Regions from separate parts of the Homo sapiens genome. Here all the other regions are linked to region 1. Evidence: chromatin loops called from intact Hi-C (ENCODE). Cell type or tissue: heart left ventricle. All regions are shown on one strand. Region 1 overlaps WWC3 (WWC family member 3). Region 2 has its middle 20 kb from the start of WWC3. Region 3 has its middle 11 kb from the start of ANOS1. Region 4 overlaps SHROOM2 (shroom family member 2). Region 5 has its middle 15 kb from the start of FAM9A. Region 6 has its middle 22 kb from the start of CLDN34.

Evidence for each region. Hi-C counts contacts between places; a loop is a spot of excess contacts. Peaks named below come from ENCODE experiments on the same cell type or tissue, not always from the same donor. Only the 100,000 strongest peaks of a DNase experiment are listed, where the experiment ranks them.
Region 2: it touches region 1 in a loop (13-fold over the local background); 105 of 110 quality-filtered maps call a loop at or near these places.
Region 3: it touches region 1 in a loop (6-fold over the local background); 20 of 110 quality-filtered maps call a loop at or near these places.
Region 4: a loop joins it to region 1, with 4 times the contacts of the local background. A loop is called at or near these places in 64 of 110 quality-filtered maps.
Region 5: a loop joins it to region 1, with 8 times the contacts of the local background. A loop is called at or near these places in 14 of 110 quality-filtered maps.
Region 6: it touches region 1 in a loop (13-fold over the local background); 105 of 110 quality-filtered maps call a loop at or near these places.

Annotation. Positions count from the first base shown.
Region 1 is chrX:10,117,212-10,121,211 of GRCh38, forward strand. WWC3 (WWC family member 3) reads left to right here. Exons shown (of 24, transcript NM_015691.5): 12 at 1-478. Among named protein-coding and RNA genes, the nearest start is that of CLCN4, 38 kb to the right of the region's middle. RefSeq lists an enhancer at 2,218-2,512. In heart left ventricle, CTCF peaks have their summits at 2,481 (motif pointing left) and 2,709; no DNase peak of the experiment used is centred here; H3K27ac peaks cover 506 bases.
Region 2 is chrX:9,993,617-9,997,616 of GRCh38, forward strand. No RefSeq gene overlaps it. Among named protein-coding and RNA genes, the nearest start is that of WWC3, 20 kb to the right of the region's middle. RefSeq lists an enhancer at 3,900-4,000. In heart left ventricle, a CTCF peak has its summit at 2,323 (motif pointing right); a DNase peak (open chromatin) is centred at 2,345.
Region 3 is chrX:8,740,941-8,744,940 of GRCh38, forward strand. No RefSeq gene overlaps it. Among named protein-coding and RNA genes, the nearest start is that of ANOS1, 11 kb to the left of the region's middle. In heart left ventricle, a CTCF peak has its summit at 2,385 (motif pointing right); a DNase peak (open chromatin) is centred at 2,381.
Region 4 is chrX:9,883,436-9,887,435 of GRCh38, forward strand. The region is part of intron 2 of SHROOM2 (shroom family member 2); the gene reads left to right. Among named protein-coding and RNA genes, the nearest start is that of CLDN34, 82 kb to the right of the region's middle. In heart left ventricle, a CTCF peak has its summit at 1,919 (motif pointing right); a DNase peak (open chromatin) is centred at 1,926.
Region 5 is chrX:8,813,938-8,817,937 of GRCh38, forward strand. No RefSeq gene overlaps it. Among named protein-coding and RNA genes, the nearest start is that of FAM9A, 15 kb to the left of the region's middle. In heart left ventricle, a CTCF peak has its summit at 1,698 (motif pointing left); no DNase peak of the experiment used is centred here.
Region 6 is chrX:9,987,249-9,991,248 of GRCh38, forward strand. No RefSeq gene overlaps it. Among named protein-coding and RNA genes, the nearest start is that of CLDN34, 22 kb to the left of the region's middle. In heart left ventricle, a CTCF peak has its summit at 1,696 (motif pointing right); no DNase peak of the experiment used is centred here.

The DNA of each region.
Region 1 (4,000 bases):
TCCCTGAGCTCGGTCAGCTTCACGGACATCTACGGCCTCCCGCAGTACGAGAAGCCCGACGCTGAGGGCAGCCAGCTTCTACGCTTCGACCTCATTCCCTTCGACTCTCTGGGGCGAGATGCTCCCTTTTCAGAGCCCCCAGGCCCCTCGGGCTTCCACAAGCAGAGGCGGTCCCTGGACACGCCCCAGTCCCTGGCATCGCTGTCCTCCCGCTCCTCGCTGTCCTCGCTGTCGCCCCCAAGCTCGCCCCTGGACACGCCCTTCCTCCCTGCCTCACGGGACTCGCCGCTGGCGCAGCTGGCGGACAGCTGTGAGGGGCCAGGCCTGGGCGCCCTAGACAGACTGCGGGCACACGCCTCGGCTATGGGGGACGAAGACTTACCAGGCATGGCGGCCCTTCAGCCACACGGGGTCCCCGGGGATGGGGAAGGGCCGCACGAGCGAGGACCCCCACCAGCCAGCGCTCCCGTGGGTGGAAGTAAGTGCGGATGTGGCCTCCTGCGGGGCGAGGGTTACCTGCAGGGCGGAAACTGTGGGGTCCAGAGTGAGGATGGCTGGCTTTCCAGGTCCATGGTGAGCTTTACGTTTAGGAATATTGATGTGATCGGGAAGAGCACACACCTGCTCTTTCTGATCTGTGTTGGGGAAAGATCATTGAAATTGACAAAGTTGTCTTTCCTAGGTATTTGGCTTGTTTTCAAAAAATACTTAATTGTTGAAAACTAGGGTAAGAACTACACAGGCTTCCACATTCAGAGGCTGCTGGAGATGGATTAGGGCCTTCATGACCTTTGCAGCGTGCGTGCCGAGATGGAACCGTCAGTGTGTGCCCGCCTGAGACCATTATGCCAACAGGTGTCTGGTTGTAGCTAGTGGAAATCTTGACTTCTTTTGTTGCTTTGACATCTCTTTATCTTTTATAGTTTTCATAGTTTCCAAGAACATAGGTCTATCAAATGTGGAAGTGAAAATAATTGTGTAATTTCAAAAGACATGCCTGTAAGTATCGGTCATTTCTACTGATTTGGTTTCTCTGGTGATTCTTCAAATGGAAAAACACGGAGCTCCGTGGAGCCTCATCCATTCAGTTGGTGTTGGTTCAGCTCCTCCTCGGAGCTGGGGTCTTTCAGCTTGTAGCCTGCTTGGAAGACCAAACTGCTATTGAAGGGAATATTGACCCCATGTGCTTTTCTCAGCCACCCATGGCAACTTTATCTTCCTTTGGTTTTAAAGAGGATCAAGAACAAGGTCTCCCGTTCCTGAAGTTCAGCCCATTTAATTGACTTTTATTTGCACGGCAAAAATGTTTTAAATGTTCCATTTAGGCAAACACTAGATAATTTGTGCAGCATAGTGGATCTCAGCCAGGGGTGTTTTTGCGTCCTGCCCCTGGGGAACACTTGGCAATGTCTGGAAACATTTTTGGTTGTCACAACTAGGGGATGGGAGATGCTCCTGGCATGCACAGGGCAGCACCCCCTCCCCCTCGAGAATGGTCCAGCCCCAAATGTCAAGAGGGCTGAGGCTGAGAAACCCTAGTCACGTACTATGGAGTATTTATGCGGCAAGGGGTAGAAATAAAACTAGAGAGCAGAACCAGTGTGGTGTAGTGGAAACAGCTTCAAACTAGCAGCTGGGAGACCAGGCTTTTGTTCCCTGCCCTGTCCACTTCTAGCTGTGTGACCTTGAACACATACCTGGACTGAGTCTCACCTTTTCCACCCTTGAATGCAGTGATCTTTGTGACCCCTTCCATTTGCCACCATTCTGTTACCCAAGAGATAGATGGATTGGTAGATCAATAGATAGGTTGATCACTCTATAAAATAGTAGTCTGTTGGCACTTACGTGCGTAACCAGAGGCCATCATGTTCTGAGACTGCCCCAGGGCTTTTTGGCATCTCTATTTTGGTGTCTGCCCCTGTGTTTGCAAACACACTTTGGTATCCCCAGATACATTGTTTCTGAAGTCCATATATGCAGGTATCCTTCATTAGCTTTGTTCCTCTTTATAACCACAGGTTGATTGCTCCATGTTTATTCCGTTCAGTCAGAAAAGAAATATCCAATTAGGACTTCTTTCTTAGTCTCCCTCCTCTCTCCCACCACCTTCTCCTTAAGGGATTGAGATTCCAGAATGTCAGTCTAGTTAGGCATAAAATCTGCACAAGGCCCAAGGGCCACTTTGGGTCAGAGGAGAGACAGAGTGGGAGGGAGAAGCGCTGACTTAATTTCACATCCTGGTTTCTTTATTTTTTCCTTTGCTTTCCGTGGCAGATGCTATAATGGTTGAAACTTCTTGGACTGGGAAGTATTTGCTTACGTGTGTAGACACTGCCATCTCGTGGTGGAGCCATATGTCATTCGTGATTATTTCTTGTATTACACTGCCATCTTGTGGCGGATTCGTATATGACATTGGTGATGAATTCTTGTATGGCACTGCCATCTGGTGGCGGATTCTTATATGACACCGCCAATAAATTCCTGAGTGACACTGCCATCTGGTGGTAGATTCTTATATGACATCGGTGGTGGATTCTTGCGTGACACTGCCGCCTAGCGGTAGCTTTTTATGATACTGCCATCTGGTGATGGTTTTATATGTTACATATATTACATTGTTTCAAGGACACATATGTATTATGTTGTTCTAAGGACACGTTTATTTGTATCCTTAGAAACTTGAAATAGTTGACCCTGCTGGGTGTCCCCAGAGGGCCGGGTTGGGTAGCCAGCTTCAGGCATGGACACAGGGGGGGCTCCTCGCCTCCCCTGCCCCATCATGTATCAGCTGTGCTGGGAACACTGCAGTCTAAGTTTGGCCCCCAGCAAGTCTTAGTAAGACAAAATTTTTGTAAGATAAAAATCAAAGTTGTCCAAACTTGCAAACCAGCCTCTGAATGATTTTTTCCTTGTGTTTTCAATCAATCGGAGGAAACAGAAGGCAGGTCAGAGGAGTGGGGCAATACACTGTGATTTTTCATACTATTTACGTTTTTGTTACAGTTTTGTCTTCCCTGGATTTTAAAAGTCAAATGTGTTATGATTATGAAATACTTAGCTATTTTCATCTACCCATTAGTATTTGCTAATCAAAACCTGTAAAAATCTTGACTTTGCTCATATTGATGTTTTTATGATATTGATATTCTGTTTAATGTTGTTGGCTTAAATTCTGCAGTGTTTTCACTTTGTGCTTTTTTTTTTTTTTATCTCCTCATGCGGCTCGACAGAAGTGCTCACTGTAAGTGGCCTTGGGAGTCCCCTTGCTCAGCGTTGTTGCTCAGGCCCCAGGCATACGTTTGTGCTGTGGATGGATGTGTTCAGGATGGCTGGGGTGTGGCCAACGACGGTTATCTTATAGCTGTGCTTCAACACAAGTTGGCAATTGGCCTTATTGTTATCTCATTGTTAATATTCAAGCTGTTTAAGAACTTTCCTAGAAGCTTTCACTGTTCATTCCCTGTATGTGTTTGTTTCTGGAATGTAATGGCGTTCGTTGCTGTCATATGCCACCTGGCAGCTCTGCTATGCTGTGGTTTTGACTGTATTTTCTTCCTTTTTACCAAGCACTGTTCACATCCTTGGCTCTTAGTGTCTGTCTGTCTTGAATGATGAAAAGGGAGTAAAGAGATTTTCACATGAACATGGGGAAGATTTGACCCTTGTCTCCCTGGCACTGCTCCTGAGGGTCCACCTCTGTGCCTTGAAGCCCCAGGGCAGGTGTCCGGGGTGTGGAGCGTGGAGTCTGTGCTTTTTCTCAGCCGGGGCAGTTGCCGACAGGACTTCCTCCTGGCAGTTCCTACTTCCACCCACCCTGTGGGTCCAGTGACTCAGCCTGGGCTTCGAGGATTAGCTCCTTCATTTCTTTCCTCTCTGTATTGACTTCTATGGCAATGATGAGAGAGAAACGTGGCCAGACTTGCGCCTTGGGCTGGGTTGGTTGCAGGTGCTTAGGCTCATTACCTGGTGCTGTTTCCCTGCAGGCATCTACAGC
Region 2 (4,000 bases), 120 kb before region 1:
ACTCAGGTATAGCCAAGGTTAAGGATCTGACATTTATCTATTTATCTTTATGTTTATCTTTATGTCGGGAAAGAGAAAAACAACACTTTTTTTTTTTTTTTTGAGGCAGAGTCTCACTCTGTCGCCCAGGCTGGAGTGCAGTGGCGCGATCTCGGCTCACTGCAAGCTCCGCCTCCTGGGTTCACGCCATTCTCCTGCCTCAGCCTCCCGAGTAGCTGGGACTACAGGCACCCGCCAACACGCCCGGCTAATTTTTTGTATTTTTTTAGTAGAGACAGGGTTTCACCGTGTTAGCCAGGATAGTCTCGATCTCCTGACCTTGTGATCCGCCTGCCTCGGCCTCCCAAAGTGCTGGGATTACAGGCATGAGCCACCACGCCTGGCCAACAACACTGTTTTTTAAAAAATGTGTCCCCCTCCATACAATTGGTTTTTAAATATTTTTTATTTTTGTGGGTATATAGTAGGTGTATATATTTATGGGGTACAAGAGATATTTTGATACAGGCATGCAATGCATGATAATCACATTGTGGTAATGGGGGAATCCATCCCCTCAAGCATTTATCATTTCTTTATGTTACAAGCAATCTAATTATATTCCTTTTGTGTTTTTTTGTTTGTTTGTTTTTGTTTTTGTTTTTTGAGACGGAGTCTCACTCTGCCACCCAGGCTGGAGTGCAGTGGCAGACAGATCTCGGCTCACTGCAAGCTCCACCTCCCCGGTTCAAGCGATTCTCCTGCCTCAGTCTCCCGAGCAGCTGGGACTACAGGCGCACACCACCACAACCAGCTAATTTTTATATTTTTAGTAGAGATGGGGTTTCACCATATTGGCCAGGCTGGTCTCAAACTCCTGACCTCATGATCCACCCTCCTCGGCCTCCCAAAGTGCTGGGATTACAGGTGTGAGCCACCGCGCTCGGCCTCTTTTAGTTATTTTTAACCTACAATACATTATTGTTGACTGTAGTCACCCTGTTGTGCTATCGAATACTGGATCTTATTCATTCTATTAATAATTATAGTTTTGTACCCGTTAACCATCCCACTCCCCACCCACTACCCTTGCCAGGCTCTGGTAACCATCCTTCTACTCTCTGTGACCATGAGTTCAATTGTTTTGATTTTTATCTCCCACAAATAAGTGAGAACATTCAAAGTCTGTCTTTCTGTACCTGGCTTATTTCACTTAACAATTGTTTTCTAATCTATCCTTTCACATTGAATGTATCTTGAGCGTTTTCCCAGTATCCCTAAATTCTTTGATATGGTGATTTCTAAAAGGTGCACTGTATTCCATCCTGTTGATGCACTGTGACTTGTTGCACTGATTTAAATTAGTCATTTAGGCTGTTTTAACTGTCCTTAAATTATAAAAGATTTCCCATATATAAAATATACAGAGAAGAGGCTAGGTGCCTATATACCCACAAAAATAAAAAAAATTTAAAAACCAATTGTATGGAGGGGGACAAATTTTTTTAAAAAAGTGTTGTCGGCTGGGCGTGGTGGCTCACGCCTGTAATCCCAACACTTTGGGAGGCCGAGGTGGGCGGATCACAAGGTCAGGAGATCGAGACCATCCTGGCCAACATGGTGAAACCCTGTCTCTACTAAAAAAAAAAAAAATTAGCTGGCTGTGGTGGCGCGTGCCTGTAATCCCAGCTACTAAGGAGGCTGAGGCAGGAGAATTGCTTGAACCAGGGAGTTGGAGGTTGCAGTGAGCCGAGATTGCGCCATTGCACTCCAGCCTAGCGACAGAGCGAGACTCCATCTCTCTCTCTCTACATATATATATATATATATATGTATATATATATATATATATATATGAGAATATTACAGCCACCCAGTGAATCACTATTCCATTTTAATATGTGTTAATTTGTTGCCATCTTTGCTTCAGACATTTTTAAGAAACAATAGTTTACAGGTAGAGTTGAATGGTTCCTCTATCCAGTTGATTCCTATCCTTCCATCCCACATGTAACCTCTAATCTGAAGGTTGTGTTTATCCTCCCTATCCCTGATCACAGACTTTAACTACAAAAGAATGTTTCCTAAACAATACAGTATTGTTCTGAGTTTTAAAGTTTCACACATACTCACAAGAGCATATCCTTTATTCACTTAACATTATGATTTAGAGATTTACCTATGTTGACTTAGACCTAGCTGATTTTTGCTGTCCTACTATATAATTTATAAATATAATATACTTTACTAACACATTCTCCTATTGACAAACACTTGGTTGTTTCCAATCATTGGGAATCAATGCGCTTGGGATGGGGCAGGTGCGGACTAGTGCCACCAGGGGGCGCGCGGAGAGCAGGATTGAATGGAGACGTGCGGCGTTTGGCACTCCTAGCGGAGGAATGGCTGAGCCTCTGCAGTTTCCAGGATACTGCCAAATCGCATTCCATAATGCCTCGGATTTCAGTTCTGCCAGTAGCGAATGAGATCCCATTTCCTCACATTCTCGCCACTACTGTGGGGTATGAGACTCGGCTTTGGCCTCTCTGAGGTCAAGCATCTTTTTATGCTTATTGGCTAGCAAGGTTTTGTCTTTGTGAATTTCCTACCCAGAGCCTTTGCTTCTCATCCCGTTAGGTTTGTCTTTTTCCCATTGATTTGTAGTTTTTAAAAATATATTCTTAATCCGGAGAGGATCTCTACAGCAAGCACGTGGCACGTGCAAACTGAGTAATTTAAGGTGAGTTTAACAAAGGGGCTGTGTGGGGCCCTCCCTATCCACCGATTCCATATCCCCAGATTCAATCAACCAGGGATTGAAAAAATTCAAACAAAAGTTCCAAAAAATGTTTCATTGGTTTGTTGTTGTTGTGGTGGTGGCGGTGGTGGTGGTGCTGTTGATGAGGTCTCACCATGTTGCCCAAGCTGGTCTTGAACTCCTGGCCTCAAGCAATCCCCCTGCCTCCTGCCTCACCCTCCTGCGGTCCACAATGTTCCACTGTGGCTGATGTGTACTGTGTAGTTAGACCTCAGACGGTTGCATCTGTGCTGAACATACACGGACCTTTTCTTGTCATTATTCCCCAAACGATACAGTACAACAACTATTTACATAGCATCTACATTGTATTAAATAGTATACATAATCTAGAGATGATTTAAAGTGTACAGGGGATGTGCCTAGCTTATATGCAAATATTACACCATTTCATATCATGGACTTGAGCATCCTTGGATTTGGGGATCTGTGGGGCATCCAGGAACCCATCTCCCACCACCCTGTGGATACAGAGAGATGGACGACTATATTTCTAAAAGCAGGAGCAGGTTGGGGGCAACCAACGAGGGCTGTTTCAGTACGAATGGCTGGCAACAGTGGGCGACATCTCAGCACCCCAGGCCTGAAATGGCAAACAAAAGTGTTGGGTGACCATTCTCCCTAGATGTCTCAGCATTCCCACAGAGTCTGGTTGCTGGGAGCAAAGGGCCCTGAGAAGCTCTGGTCAGTGCTGATTGGAGAGCCACCAGTCTTGGGAGCTACAGATAGCATCTAGTAAAGATAGAGATCGTCTCCCTCTGCAGAGGCATTCCCACATCCTAAAGCCTTCTCTGTCCCCTCCCAGGAGATAAGGGCTTACCTTCCAGCGTTACAGCCCAAGAGAGCTTTTCCCTCAGCCCCTGGGCAGCGAGTGACATTCCAGGTCATGTCTATGGAGGGGAGGACGGCAGGTCATGAAGTCACCTCAAGGAAAGCTCCAGCTCCCAATTCAGGGCTCCCCTCCTGCGGCGCAACCTGCACAGCTGCAGGCGAGCACCTGGCCCTCTGCGTGGCCCATGGGAATCGGGATGGTGGGGACCAACCCAGGAGCTTGCAGAGCTACTGCTTTCTGCTGTGAAGAACACACAGTCTGTGTCTCTGAACCGAGCCCTGCGATCTTTGGTCAGATGTGTGCATGGAACCAGCACAGGCTACCTCGTTCCCTGGCAAGAGGGGACAATCTCAGCCCTTTCGCAGTGTCTG
Region 3 (4,000 bases), 1.4 Mb before region 1:
TTCTTATATTTCCATGTTTCCATCTGGGATCATTCCTTCTGCTGGAAGAAGTTAAATATATGCAACTGTATATATATATTAGTATGGTTCTATTGGAAACAGATTTTCTCAGATTTCCTTTTTTTTTTTTTTTTTTTTGAGATGGAGTTTCGCTCTTTTTGCCCAGGCTGGAGTGCAATGGTGCGATCTCGGCTCACCGCAACCTCCGCCTCCTGGGTTCAAGTGATTCTTCTGCCTCAGCCTCCCAAGTAGCTGGGATTACAGGCATGCGCCACCACGTCCGGCTAATTTTGTGTTTTTTAGTAGAGAAAGGGTTTCTCCATGTTGGCCAGGCTGGTCTTGAACTCCCGACTTCAGGTGATTTGCCCGCCTCGGCCTCCCAAAGTGCTGGGATTACAGGCGTGAGCCACCATGCCCGGCCTCAGATTTCTTTTTGAGGGGATGCATTGCCATGTCTTTGTTTCATTTTTATTTTTGGAGAATACTCTTTCTACAACAGAATTCTAGATTAGCAGTTATATCCTGTCCTCATTATCGTTGTTCATTTTTTCAAAGTAGAACACGGGTCTTTTCTGTCATTTTGGACCAGAAGATTTCCCACTCAGTGGTCTTCAAGCCACTCAGCAGACAAGGGAATTACTTCTTGCTGAGGATACAAAAATCTCCCCATCTGCTTTGCTCTTACCTTGTTGAGCTTATGGAACTGACTTATTCCCAAGACCCCTTCCTTTGAAACTCCTGTTCCTAAACAGCACATATCCCTAGATTTCCCATGTCTCTTCCTCAGTTTTTTTCCCTGGAGCCTCTTTTTACATCCTTCTGGATTCGTCACTGTTCTTGAAATAATCTGTTCCATGTGATAGAATCGAAGGGCAAGTTGGACAAGGAGGCTTTGCATGGGAAAGAAGTCCATGTGGCAGGAATTGAGGACACTGTTGCTCTACCTTACAGAGCCCAGTCAGTACTGGGGCTCTGTCTTCTCTCTATGCTGTGAAAACCAGAATCTCGTTTGCCAGTCCTGACTTGGTGTCCACTTGGGTGAGGGGCTCTGGCCCAGGTGTGGGTCATTTATTTTTGACCGGGGCCCACCACAGACCCTGAGTTTCCTTCCCAGAGATGAAGACTCTGCTTTGGGTCAAGCAGCTATGCAAAGAGGCGGTGTCTACGAGTGGCTCCTTGGGGGCCTTTCCCTAGTTGCTCTGCAGAGCTGTAAGATTTGCATGTGTCTCTCTCAACCACCTCTGCCCTGAGCTTTCACTACGCTACGTAAGACCAACTCCCTGTTGGGCGTTTCCAAGGGCGAGACACACGCACAATCCTGCCTCAGGAACCCAGCCCCCATTGCCCAGTGCAGGAAGCGTGCCTGGCCTATTGCAAAAGTACCCAAGACGGTCAATTAAATAAAAGCTGCTGAAAGCATAGAGCCTGCAAAAGACTGCCTGGGTATGAACCCCAGTCGACCCTGTGGAAGCTTTTAGAAGTGTGGACTTGGGGATATTATATATGTTCTCTGTAGCTCAGTGTTCTCAAATGGAAAATGGGAAAAACATACCAACTTTGTGGTGTCATAAGTATTCACTGAGTTAATATCGGTGAACACCACCGGAAGTGTTAGCTCTTATCACGTCTTTCTAAAATTAGGATATGCTATTATTGTTGCCCTCTTTAAAAATCATGGCTGGATCCCCCCTGCTGATGTGACAGTTGTTTATCATGCAGTAAGAGTTGCTTTATAATGTCTTCCCTCCTCAAAGTTCATCTTTCCCCAGACCCATCAGTGTCAGCCACGCTACGGAAGAACTAAACAGCTGGCGCCTTCACGCTGTCACTCCATGCCCATGCCAGTGGTGGATGTTGCTCTCTCCCCTGAAATGGTCGTCTCTCCTCTTGGCCTGCCAACCCTGGTGCACTGAGAAATGTATTATTGTCCCCACCTTAGGTAACTGTATTGTCCTATGGGCAGCCTTTTCTAACATTCTCAGATGACACCTCCTGAGTATTTTCTTCATGCTGTTCATTTTTATTATGTTCGCCACGCCTTATCAAGTCTTTGTTTACATGTCCATGTCCATCTCCACTTCTTATGGCTGATGGCTATTTCTGATAGGCGCTCAACAAATTATTTGCCTGGAACTGGAAATACTCGACACTCCTCAATTTGCGGCCTCTTTTTTTCTTACAACTTCTTAATTGTTGTATTCAATATGTAATTTTTACTCTAGGTGTTCAGAAGTATGATATAAGAATTTACGAATAGCATAAACGTTATCTGAAATTATGGAGGCCTAAACCCAAAATTCATCAGACCACATTCTCTCTGCTTCCCAGAATGTATTAGTAGTTTGGCTGATTTAATGCTGGCTGTCCTGGTTACACTTGCCAGCAGGGGGCACCAAAGGGCTACCCTGGGAGAAAGCCCCAGAACTTGCTTCCAAAGTCAGAGTTGACACTGGAGCCTGAAGTTCCCTCATAGACAAGACACCTTCGAAGACAAAGCTTAAGATGGCAATAATGAATTATCCTCCAGCAAAGCCTGAAGAGGACCAGCGAAGCAAGGAAGGAAATCCTCAAACCATTACCTGAGAGACAAATCAGGTGTCAGATCAAAGATGAATTTAGTATTAGAGAGATACTTCTTAAGTAAAGCACAAAATGCATTAACTAAAAAAAGATAGAGAGGCCGGGCGCAGTGGCTCACATCTGTAATCTCAGCACTTTGGGAGGCCGAGGCGGGAGGATTGCCTGAGGTCAGGAGTTCGAGACCAGTCTGGCGAACATGGTGAAACCCCGTCTCTACTAAAAATACAAAAAAAAAAAAAAAAAAAAAAAAAAAAAAAAAATTAGCCGGGCATGGTGGCGTGTGCCTGTAATCCCAGCTATCCAGGAAGCTGAGGCAGGGGAATTGCTTGAACCAGGGAGGTGGAGGTTGTAGTGAGCCGAGATCATGCCACTGCACTCCAGCCTGGTGACAGAGCAAGACTCCATCAAAAAAACAAAACAAAACAAAACAAACAAACAAACAAAAAACAGAGAGAGAGAAAATTTCAATCCACTTGGTCATGTTAAAATTAAGGCATATTGTTTACCAAAGACATCTTAAAGAAAGAAAAGAGACTAATTACAATGTGGTAGAAAATGCCTTCACAATACACACCAGACAAAGTGTTGGAATAAAGAATATGGAATTAATTCCTACACATGAAAAGAAAAGAGCACAAACAGAACAAAAAAAAAAAAGAGAAAATCTTATAAACAGGCATGGACAGAGGAAGAAACGTGTTTCTAAAAGACATGTTTAGCATCATTGGTGATTGGAAAAAATATAAAATAAGCCCACACTCTCTGTTATTTTTTACTTTGGCAACAATTTAATAAAAGTCTGACCATGCTAATTCAGCTGCAATTTAGAAGTCTGACCATGCTAACTTCTTTGAAAGTGTATGGCTCTACAGCATCTTTTATTTTTAAGATATTAGAGATGGGGTATTACTATTGCCCGTGCTGGTCTCAAACTCCTGGATTCAAGCGATCTTCCTGTCTCAGCCTTCTGAGTAGCTGGGACTACAGGCATGAACCGCTGCACCTGGCTTCAAAGCATCTTTGATACTTTGCTGGTGCGAGTATCGATTAATGCAATGACTCTGGAAAAGAGTCGGACATCACCACCAAAAAACCAACCACCCGCATAGATGACGATCCCTCATTTTCACTCCTGGTGCAACCCAACTGAAGCTACCGCATATATATTATCAAAGTCTTGACCAAGCAACTTTACAGCAGCACAGCTCACGTTATCAAAATCCTGAAACCAATAAAGTGTCCATCGATAGGACAACAGCTGCATAAACTCTTGCACATTCACATACTGAAATATTGTACAGCTGTTAAAATTAACTACAGAAATGCATATGTTAAACAAAAACCTTAACAGTATGTGAAAAAAATGCCAACAGACTACACATGGTAAGATATACTATCTCTTTATAAAGTTAAAGGTAAC
Region 4 (4,000 bases), 230 kb before region 1:
ACACACAGCTGCTCAGGTGGTGCAGACACTCCTGTCCCACTGCAGCCCAGACTTCCTTGGTCTTGGGGAAATGAGAATTTGCTTTATCTGCCAAGACCCTAGATGCTACAGACGCTGCCGGCCCAGGGAGCATGCTCTGAGAACCCCTGGACTAGACCACAGAGAACCTAGGAGCATGGACTTCCTTTTGTGGAAACTGGGAGCAGCTGATGGTTCTAGAGTGAGGGCAAGACCTGGCCAGGGCTGTGTTGCATGCAGGGAGACTGATCTGGCAGGAGGTGCAGGCAGACTGGGAGAGGAAGAAGCCTTCCGGAGGATTGGCAGGAAAAGGAAGGAAGCAGAGTCAGAGCTGGGGTTCATTTGATGTTTGCAGAGAGGTGGTTTTTGTTTAAAGGATTAGAAGAGTGTGAGCAATTGCCAGGTAAATTCCCTTCTCCCCAGACCCTGGGGTCTGACATCAGGAAGCTTGTCACAGTCCCTGAGGCCCCCAGACTGTTTCCAGGGCTTCCCATCCTGGACCGGTATCTGCAAGGCCTTTCCAACTGCAGACTCTTCTTTCAAAACCTGCTCTTCCTTATCTCCAAGAAGCCCTTAGAAACTATTATTTATCTGTTTTCCCACAAAACGTTCCTCAGCTCCCAGTGTAGGCCAAAAGCCCCCCACGTATGTAATACCACCAACACCCCCCGCCCCCCATCGCAGTTTCCAGGCAGGGGGACCAGGTGGGCCTGTGTTTCAGACCGTAGGCTCCCAGCAGGCCAAGGCGCCTCCCCTCCCAGACCCTGCCTTGGCCTCCAGCCAGTGCTCTTACTGTGCACTTAGTTAGCTGGGGGCACGAAACACAAACTATTTGTCTTGGGAGGAGGTGCTTCTTTGCTTTCTTCTAAAAGGTTAGGAAAATAACCCAACACTCGTGATTTTTTTTTTCTTTTCTTTTTTTTTTTTTTTTTTTTTAGTTTGAGGGAAGGGAAGGAATTCTGCTCTTTGTGAATAATAAAGATTTCATTGAAGCAGTTCTTGTAATAATTCCTTTTAAAAATAAAACAGGATATTTGATATCTAATCTGTTCTTTCTTTTTTTTTAGAGATGGAGTCTTGCTCTGTCACCCAGGCAGAAGAACAGTGGTGCAATAATAGCTCGCTGCAGCCTTGAACTCCTGGGCTCAAACATACAGCTGTTGTTCTTAATGTTCAATGACATCCTAGCATTTTTTTATATTTGTGTTCTAAACCCTGTCCTTTAAAAAAAAAAAAAAAAAAACCCAAACACTACCTAGCATATAAAATTACTCTAAAAAATTGAAGTAAGTTTCAATGAAGTTTGGTATACAATCCATGGGGAAGGGATTTCAGGGGAACCCACCATTAGAATGAATCATTCCATCTGGAGTACCAGAAAACTCGATATTGTCGATACCATGGTGTTTTGTTATATGAAAGGAATAGTATGCATTGGCTAAACATTATGTTTTGGAAGAATGATAATGGCCTGGGCTGGGTGTGGTGGCTCATGCCTGTAATCCCAGCACTTTGGGAGGCCGAGGTGGGAGGATTGCTTGAGCCCAGGAGTTCAAGACCAGCCTGGGTGACATGATGAGACTTCATCTCTTTAAAAAATTTTTGAATTAAATAAATAAAATTTTTAAATGATAATGGCTTGGGAGAATGATCACAAAACCAGGCAGACTGGGGAAAGAAAGGCACTCGTCAAGTCTGCAGGATGAAAGGGAATACACAGAAACATGTCTGTCCTGCACATGAGACCCACGGTTCTAGGGACAAGGTGGTTTAAAGTGTTTAAAGAGTGCGTGGCTTGTGCAGGAGGAAACACCACAGCCTTCAGTCTACTCAAGTCCTTCTGGGAGCCCTTGAAACTCAGCCAGAGGGACCGGGAGTGTAGGCGGGCTCTAGGTGGCGCCAGAGCACTCTGTCCCCAACTCCACGGGTCTGTGATTGAGCGACCAGCATGTAGGGGCTGAAGGTCCTCCCCACCATCTCCTTATCAACACCAATCCAGCCATTTCAGAGGTGCCAACAAACAGAAACCACTCTGACCCCGGCTTGATCCCCAAATACATTCATTATGCACCAGGAAATTCAGAAGACTTGAGAAAAAAAGCATATATATTAGTAAATTTTCACTGTCCACAGTAACCAAGATATCTTCAGTTAAAGCAGAAAGAGTGCAACTCTTTTCACTGTGTGTCTTCATTTGCTTATTTAAAAAATTATCCCTAGGCCAGGTACAGGGGCTCACGCCTGTAATCCCAGCACTTTGAAAGACCGAGGCAGGCAGATTTCTTGAGCCCAGGAGTGTGAGACCAGCCTGGGCAACATAACGATACCCCATCTCTCATTATACAAAAAGTTAGCTTGGCGTGGTGGTGTGTGTCTGTGGTCCCAGCTACTCAAGAGGCTGAGGCGGGAGGATCACTTGAGCCCAGGAGGTCGAGGCTGCAGTGAGCCATGATTGCGTCACTGTACTCCAGCCTGGGTGGCAGAGGGAGAGCCTGTCAAAAAAAAAAAAAAAAAAGCCACAATTCGTATAAGAACTGCTGACCGTGTCATATGTAAGAACACATATATCTGTATATTATCTTTTTAAAAAGCAGCTTCTGGGTTTGTTTTCATTTTTTCATTGCCTCATACAGCATTGCTCATTCTCTTCAGACAGTTTGGAAAGAGTGTGTGCTTGTGCAGGAATAAACCAGGTGAGATGCATTTTCTGAAGGCATGGAAGTCTCACTTCCAGGCAGGTTCCCTGCCTGCCTCCGACAACTCCCACCCAAGATGCCTTCTGCACATGCATTCCCGTCCATGGGGAGCCCTCTTCCATGCCATCAGCCTCTCTGGCTGTGACGCCCCTGTTCGGACTGTCCTATCTTCCTCTTTCCCTGGCCTGCATTTTGACCTCAACCCTGTATCTTTTTGTCCCCGCCGATGGACACATCCACAGGGATGTCCCATAGCTATGGGAGATGCACAATATACACTTTGGGTTTTTGTTGTTGTTGATAATTATGGTAAAATACACATAAAATTTACCATCCTAACCATTGTAATGTTCAGTAGCATTAAGTGTATTCACATCATACAACCAATCTCCAGAAACTTGTTTCATCTTGCAAAACAGAGGCTCTATATGCATTAAACAGCAACTTCTCAGTCTCCCCTCCCCCACCCCCTGGCAACCACCATTCTACTTTCTGCATTCATGATTTTGACAAATCAGGTACCTCATATAAGTTGAATCATACAGCATTTGTCCTTTTGTAACTGTCTAATGTCACGTAGCATACCATCCCCAAGGTTCTTCCATGTTGTAGCATATGTCAAAATTTCCTTTTCATTGACAAGTAATATTCCATTGTATGGAATAGACCACATTTTGTTTGTCCATTCTTCCACCCATGGAACAGTATACGTTTTGACTAAATGGCCAGCTGTTAAAGTCTGTATTAGATATAAGCTGAGTATCATCATTATAGAATAAACTTCTAAGGTAAAAGTAAATCTGAAATGATATTATTATTACAATTTTGTTTTAAAACATAATGTTCCGATTTCAACAGAATGATTTTGGTCCAGGAACGGGATTGTTTAGCCTTCTCAGCTGCTAGAAGGCTTCTGTGGTCACTGCCTTATTCATTTGCAACACTGAATTAATTCTTATTTTAGCCTGAGGCCAGTGGAAGGTTGAGATGTATTTTGGGTTTTTTGGCTAACTGCTGGTTTAGGTTAATGTTACCAGCAAGCTGCTGTCTCCCCGATGTAACTGACCAAGCTAAAGGGCTAATTTCTCTTCATACTTGGATTTAAGGAATCGGTGCATGGGGATGATTCATTTTATTTGAAACAGTTCTGCAAACTGAAGCTTTGTGTACATGGGGAGGAAGATACTTCCTGGATATTTTCAGAAGCAGATTTAAGGCCGAGCATGGTGGCGCATGCCTGTAATCTCAGTGCTTTCGGAGGCTGAGGCAGGAGAGTTGCTTGAGGC
Region 5 (4,000 bases), 1.3 Mb before region 1:
CATCCTCAATCATCTCACCAGAGTCCAGTAATAAAGCAAAAAGAGCTATATGAAGAAATGTTGAACTAGAAAAGTCATTTTCCTTAAGGATTGCAATGTAAATAATTCTTTTCAGGTCTCAACATACAGTCCAATGGTGTCATTTATTGGGAAGAAGAATACCTTTAGCCATATAATAATAAAAACAAAGCACCTTCAAGGCCTGAACTAGTATGGGTTAATAATCCTGATTTGATCAAATGCAACTGATGATGTATGGATCTACCAGATCTTCATGTTACTTTGGATTAAAACATGCAGAATAAAAATATTCTACATGATTTCTTTTAGATTTCATGTGTTGTTCAATACCAATGGAAACCTAATTTACCAAAACACATAATACTATATATACTTAAATTATAGTCGATCCCATGTTATTTCATCTTATAAAATGTTTAATATTCTCCCATTAATAGCACATAAAATTATATGGGCTACTGGGCTGATTAACTTTTAGTTTTGTATTCTTTATTTTTTTTATGCAACAAACAGGAAAAGTAAGATCATAATGCCTAACAGAATTAGTAGATTTAAGTCTGAATTATTATAGATGGTCCTTAATTAATTATTCCCAAAAGCCTAACACCAACACCCATATTTACCAAAAGAATATTATGCCATTTATCATATTCCCTGCTTAATAAGAACTTGTAGTTTTTTACATCACACTACAATACTGCAAATTTTAAAATGCGGAACAACATACAGATTTATTCTTGTTTATGTAGTCTATAATAAAAAGTGGATAGGCTCATTTAATTAGCTGTTGATTGCTTTTGTTAATCAGTCTTATAAAAATGTCTATTGTAATCTATTTCTCAGTAGGTCTTATCATGTTTTATGAAAGGCATAGTAGCTCATTTATTTGAATTGAACTATTTAGCCTGACTGTTTTGACAAAAGGAGGTCTGATATGGTTAAGTACTTTGTTTTGTTTTTGTTTTTGTTTTGTCACTCTATCATCCAGGTTGGAGTGCAGTGGTGCTATCATAGCTCACTGCAGCCTTGACCTCCCAGGCTCAGTCAATTCTCCCACCTCAGCCTCCTGAGAAGCTGGGACTACAGCACCACCAAGTCTGGCTCACTTCTTAATTTAAAATTTTTTGTGTGTGTGGAGACAGAATCTCACTGTGTTGCTCAGGCTGATCTCGAACTCCTGGCAGCAAGGATTCCTCTCCCCTTGGCCTCCCAAAGTACAAAGATTAAAGGCGTGAGCCATGCCTGGCCTGAGTACTTCGAAAAGAGGACTGATTTGCTAACTGAAAAGAGGACTAATTTGAAATTTCCCATATATTGGAAAGCCTTGCACATAGATCTAAGATTTTGACAAAAACATGCATAAAGTAGATTTTTATTTTAAAAAATATCACCTTGGGAAAGGCTTATTATAATTCAACAATATTACAATTGTTCTCAACCCTGTGTTTATTGGAATAAAAAAATCCCTCTATAGGAAAGATTAACATGTAAAATTAATACTCATAGTAATGAGTAATAAATCCCTTTGAAATTCAGTGTTTCCAAATCTTTGTGTTCTCCAAATTGAAGGAATGGTCAATAGTGGTTCTCATGAGGAGGGGGATTGTTCAGGGAAGATTTGGCAGTGTGGAGGTACTTTTGGTCACCACAACTAGGAATATACTACTGACATCTAGTGGTAGAAGCCAGGAATGCAGCAAAACATCCTACAATGAATACACAGGACAGTCCTCCCTCCCCTCCAGGAATTATCCAGCCCCCAATGTCAATAGTGCCAAAGGTGAGAGACCATTATATATGAATATGTAAATAAATAATAACAGAAAAATGGAGGAAACCTCCACTGATCCCATTAAGAGATTCATGTCAATGAATTTTATTGAAAAATGATCAATGTTTATGTTTTAATCATATATACTTATATTTTAAATGCTGTATCTTATGTTGTTTTGATTAACTATGTGATAATAATAAATGTATTAATAACACAAGCTACAGGAAAGTTTTTAAACTCTTAGAGTCTTGTGGTTGCAAGAATTTTTGAAAAGTAAATATTTACAATTTGATGCAGTTTTGTTTTAGGTAAGTAAAATAAGTTATCAATAAAAGATTTTCAAATATCAAATAATATAACTTTAAGATAAAATTGTCTGAGGAGAGCAGAATAGAAATTAAACCCCAAGGAAAAAAACAAATGATTGAAAATTCTCCCCTGTTAAAGAAGAGCATTTTTAGGGATTTTAATTAACTATAACAGGTGTCAAACTGTTATGATAATTAGCTTACATCGGAAAAGTTTAAAAGCGTGATGTTGCAGCTCTGTCTTTAAATATTTACATTTGGAATATGCCAGAAATTTCATTCTTTCCATCTAGTTAAAATTATGATGTCAAATTGTAGATGTAACTAAAATGTGCCGGGAGATGCACAGGTTGGCAAGATTCTTTTAGAGAGTATTCAGGTAAAAATGTTTGAATACCACTGTTGTACAGAGCTGATCCAATTCCCTAAAATCGAGCTCTCAGGAAGTTAATTAAGGTTCCCCCTTTAGCCATAGGGGCCTGCAGACAAGTGGGTGATAAATCCCTTCCCTTTTGAAGGTCATAAGCCCCTTTCTGTCTCTTGTAGCCTAAAAGCATTTTGAACATCAACTTTACAAATCCAAATAGTCATCATGATATTAAAAGCTTTTAAATAATAATTACAAAATTATTGGGTTAACTGAATAACATTTTCATGCAATGATATCAAAGCAAAAAGATTTTTGCATTGTCAGACTCAAAGAAGGATCCTTTTGTACGAAGAGAAATGATCCTATAACTGCTTTGTTGGATTCTTAATTTAAATATTCATTAAGTGAATTTAACATATACAGTTCATAATCCTCTTCCTTTGAGAAAGAAAAGAGGTCATTTATCTGAGACTAAGAGCTTTCCCTACTTAACAAAACCCAAGGGCTAGAAATCTGAAGATTTATTTCAAATTTTCTTAAGGGCAGTTGAATAATGTATAAGATATACAACACCAGATGGCAGTATTTCCATGTTCTAGGGCATACACACACACATACACACACACACACACACACACACACACACACACACGCACGCACACATACAGAGACATATATATATCTATATACAAGTAGACAAAAAACGGTGTTTCTATAGTGACCAATATCGGGCAGGCAGACTTTAAAATCAGTATGACAATAGGCACAGATATTTACATCAGAAATTTCTCTTTACACTTGAGATATGTGACTCATTTTTCCCATATAGTTCACTTAAAAACAGTTTATAATTATTATTTTTTTTCTTATTTACTAAGGCAGCAACACATAGGTAGGTAATCCATATAAATATTGACAAACAATGAAAAGAAAAATGAGGGAAAAAATTACCGAAATTGCCAAGCTAGCATATAATATCAGCAAATTATGGCTTAATTTAAAGGTTTTCTTTCTTTAAACAACAAACTGTGTAGCTTTACCTGAGCCTAATATACTTACATGAAAGACTAATATATAGATAAGGAGATGTAGTCATATACAAATTACATGAAAAATGTACATACACGTTAAAGAGAGGAAAACAATTTTTCTTTTCACGTATATTCCATAGTTGGTTGCAAAAATACAATTAGTTAACTTTTCAGAATTAACCTGAAAAAGTTTGTATCTGTGAAGCCAGTGAGATCTGTTACTTTGAAGTTGCATAAACTTTATAGGCTCTTAAAAAAAAAAAACAAAAAACCTCAATATCTTATTCAATTGCTTCCTTTCTAAGAAAAGGAATTATTCACCCACCTGGTTCTCAGTACTAAAAGAGGAAACCAGCATGAAATTGCCTAATCTAGCACATATTAAGCATAATAGGTGTTTATTAAAACAATAATCATTGATTAGTTATTATTGCTTGTTAATTAGGATTATCTTTAAAATGAGGATGTGGTGTATGAATCACTCAAGAAGAAGACC
Region 6 (4,000 bases), 130 kb before region 1:
CCTATACCTAAAAAAAGTCCAAGAAAAGTTATTACACTACAACAGAAAGTTCAATTATATAGCTGGATACTAAATACACAAACATCAACAATCTTTTCGTGTTCCTACACAATGAGCCAGTTTGAAATTAGAATTGAAACAGAGTACTTTCACACAAAAAAGCAATAAACTCCCAAATATCTAGCAATAAGCTTAATATGAAATGTGCAAGACCCTGTATGTTGCAAACTGCTCAACCTTAGTAAGAGCCAAAAGAAGCCATGGAGACATGTCCCCAGTCCCAGATGGGGAAATTAAATTTTGCAAAGTTGTTCCACCTTCTGAGATTAATTTGTTGGCTTAATGTGATGCTAAGCAAAATGTTTATGAAAATCGGCAAATGCAAAAAATGAGCAAAACCTGCATGTATTAAGATTGTTACAGTTTATTAAGTGTAAAGTTTATATCCAAAGAAAACCAGTGTAAACACATATCAATCTCTAGTTAGTGGCATACTTGCTGAAAACTTAGGGGGATGTGTACTGATGTCTGCAATTTACTATGAAATGTATGAAAGAATAAGATGGATTGATGGATGGATAGAGGGATGAACAAATGAATAGGTACATGAAAAAGACTATAGTAATCTGCCTCTTATCAGAGCAGAAAAATGAATAAAAAGAAAAAGGAAAATACAGTAGAATGTTAATGAGAGAATCTGGGTGGTATTTGAGTTGTTCGCTAAAATTTTTTCAACCTTGTTTAATATGGGAAAGTTTTTGGCTGGACACAGTGGCTCACGCCTGTAATCCCAACACTTTGGGAGGCTGAGGCGGGAGGATCGATGGAGCCCAGGAGTTCAAGACCAGCCTGGGCAACATAAGGAGACCTTGTTTCTACTAAAAATTTTTACAAAAATTAGTTGGATGTGGTGTTGCATGCCTGTGGTCCCAAATACTCAAGAAGCTGAGGGAGGAGGGTCTATTGAGCCCCGGAGTTAACGGCTGCAAGGAGCTATGATCACGCCACTTCACTCCAGCCTGAGTGAAAAAGTGAGACCCTGTCTCAAAAAAAAAAAAGGTTCATAATAAAATGGGAAAAATACAGAGCAAAGAACAACAAAAACCAAAATGCATATAAAAGAAGATTCCAGCTTGAAAAATATGAGCTGGATAAAGATGGGGTGGAAATGGGCTAAAATGTTAACTATGATGAAATTATAGGTGATTTTTATTTACTTGTTCATACTCCATGCATTGATTGAGCTTTTTCTTTCTTTTTAAAAACAATATCCAAGTACTACTTTTATTTTAATTTTTTTAAACAGGGTCTCACTCTGTCACCCAGGCTGGAGTGCAGTGGTGTGATCTCGGCTCACTATAGCCTCAGCCTCCCGAGTAGCTGAGACTACAGTCATGTGCCACCATGCCCGGCTAATAGTTTATTTTTTTTTTTGCAGAGATGGGGGTCTCACTTTGTTGTCCATGCTGGTCTCGAACTCCTGCTTAAGAGACCTTCCTGCCTTGGCCTCCCAAAGTGTTGGAATTACAGGTGTGAGCCATTGTCCCTGGATCAGGAGTTGCTTCTTATGGATGAGCAAAGAAAGTAGTTTCTTAAGACACAATCTCCTCCTGGTGAAGATGTTGTGAACATTATTGAAATGACAACAAAAGATTAGAATATTCCATAAACTTAGTTGATAAATTAGTGGGATTCTTCCATTTCTCCACCAGGTGACAGCATAAGCACGTCAAAATAGCAAAAATTGTCTCAGAACACAGTATTTGGTCTGACATTGAACATTACTGCTGTTAATTGACTAGGTGTTTATTTTGACATGTTACTTGCACAAAGGATTAGAATATTATGTCAACCTAGTTGATAAACCAGTAACAGGGCTTGAAAAGATTGACTCTACTTTTGAAAGAAGTTCTAATGTGAGTAAAATGCTATCAAAAAGCATCGCATGCTACAGAGAAATCTTTTGTGAAAGGTAGAGCCAATTGATGCAGCAAACTTCCTTGCTGTGTTATTTTAAGAAATTGCCATAGCCAACCCAGCCTTCAGCAATCACCACCCTGATCAGTCAGCAGCCAGCGACATAAAGGCAAGACCCTCCACCAGCAAAATGATTACAACTCACTAAATGCTCACATGATCCTTAGCATTTTTTAGCAATAAAGTGTTTTTTGTTTTTTGAGACTAGGTCTCACTCTCGCCCAGACTCCTGGAGTGCAGTGGCACTATCACGGCTCACTGAAGCCTCAACCACCCGGGCGCAAGCGATCCTCCCACCTCAGCCTCCAGAATAGTTGGGACTACAGGTGTGCACCACCACGCCTGGCTAATTTTTGTATTTTTTGTAGAGATGGGGTATTGCCATGTTGTCCAGGCTGGTCTTGAATTCCTGAGCTCAAGCAATCCTCCCGCCTAGGCCTCCCAAAGTGGCGGGATCACAGGCATGAGCCACCTCGCCCGGCCTGCAATATAGTAATTTTAATTTAGGATACTACATTTTTTTAAGGCATAATACTATTGCACACTGAAGACTACAATATAGAGTAAACATAATGTTTATATGCATTGGAAAACCAAAAAAAATATGCGACTCAGGTTATAGAGATATTTGCATTATTTTGGTGGTCTGGAACTGAACCTGCAATATATCCAAGGTATGTCTGTGGGTGTGTGTGTGTGTGTGTGTGTATGTGTGTGTGTGTGTGTGAGATGTTCATGGCAACATTTATTTTTAATAGAAAAGAAAAGAACTGGCCAGGCGTGGTGGCTCTCGCCTGTAATCCCAGCACTTTGGGAGGCCGAGGCAAGTGGATCACCTGAGGCCGGGAGTTCGAGACCAGCCTGAGCAACATGGAGAAACCCCATTTCTACTAAAATTACAAAATTAGCCGGATGTGGTGATGGGTGCCTGTAATCCCAGCTACTTGGGAGGCTGAGGCAGAAGAATTGCTTGAACCCAGGAGGTGGAGGTTGCGGTGAGCCTGAGATGGAGCCATTGCACTCTAGCCTGGGCAACGAGAGCAAAACTCTGTCTCAAAAAAAAAAAAAAAAAAAAAAGAAAAGAAATTAAAGCAACCAAGATATCTGAATATCTGAACAGGGTCAAAGGGTCAAACTACTAGATATTTGTATAAATGAAGAAACTTGATTTTAGGTAAACAAAGCAAGAATCAAGTATAAGAACCATGTCCAAGATTAGCACCTAAATAGCAGAAAAGCTGACTTTATACTGAGAGAACTATTATACCCTGATTTGTGTATCTCTCCTACCTAGGAACTCAGAATCTTGAGTCAATGGTAAAGTGAAATTATGGGTAATTTTTTCTTTCTTTGTACTTTTATGGATTCTTTGTTCTATACTGAGCATGTATGAATTTTTAATAAAAGTTATAAATAATGAACACATCTGGATTTTATAAATTACTCTACATTCATAAAGCATTCTTCTGCAAGGTGGCAGCATAAGCCCTTCCGAGTACAGTATTTGTCCTGAAATTGAACACTATTGCTGTTCATTGCTCAGTTGTTTATTTTGACATGTTACTTGCACAAGCAAATTATTCATTATATTGTTAATTTTTATGAAAGAATTACTATATATTTATTGCAAAGTTGGTATACAGAATAGGATAAAACTCTAAATCACCTGTTGTGGCACTACTCAGGTATAACCAAGATTAACACTCTGAAATTATCTTCATGTTCACAGATGTGTGCTGGAAACAGGAAATGACATGTTTTTAAAGCAAAATGTGCCACCCCATACAATTGTTTGCTTTTTAAAATTTAAAAAAAAAAAAGTTTGTGGCCGGGCACGGTGGCTCATGCCTGTAATCCCAACACTTTGGGAGGCCGAGGTGGGCAGATCACCTTAGGCCAGAAGTTCGAGACCAGCCTGGCCAACATGGTGAAACCCCGTCTCTACTAAAAATTCAAAAATTAGGCGGGCATGGTGGCAGGCACCTGTAATCCCAGCTACTCGGGAGGCTGAGTCAGGAGAATC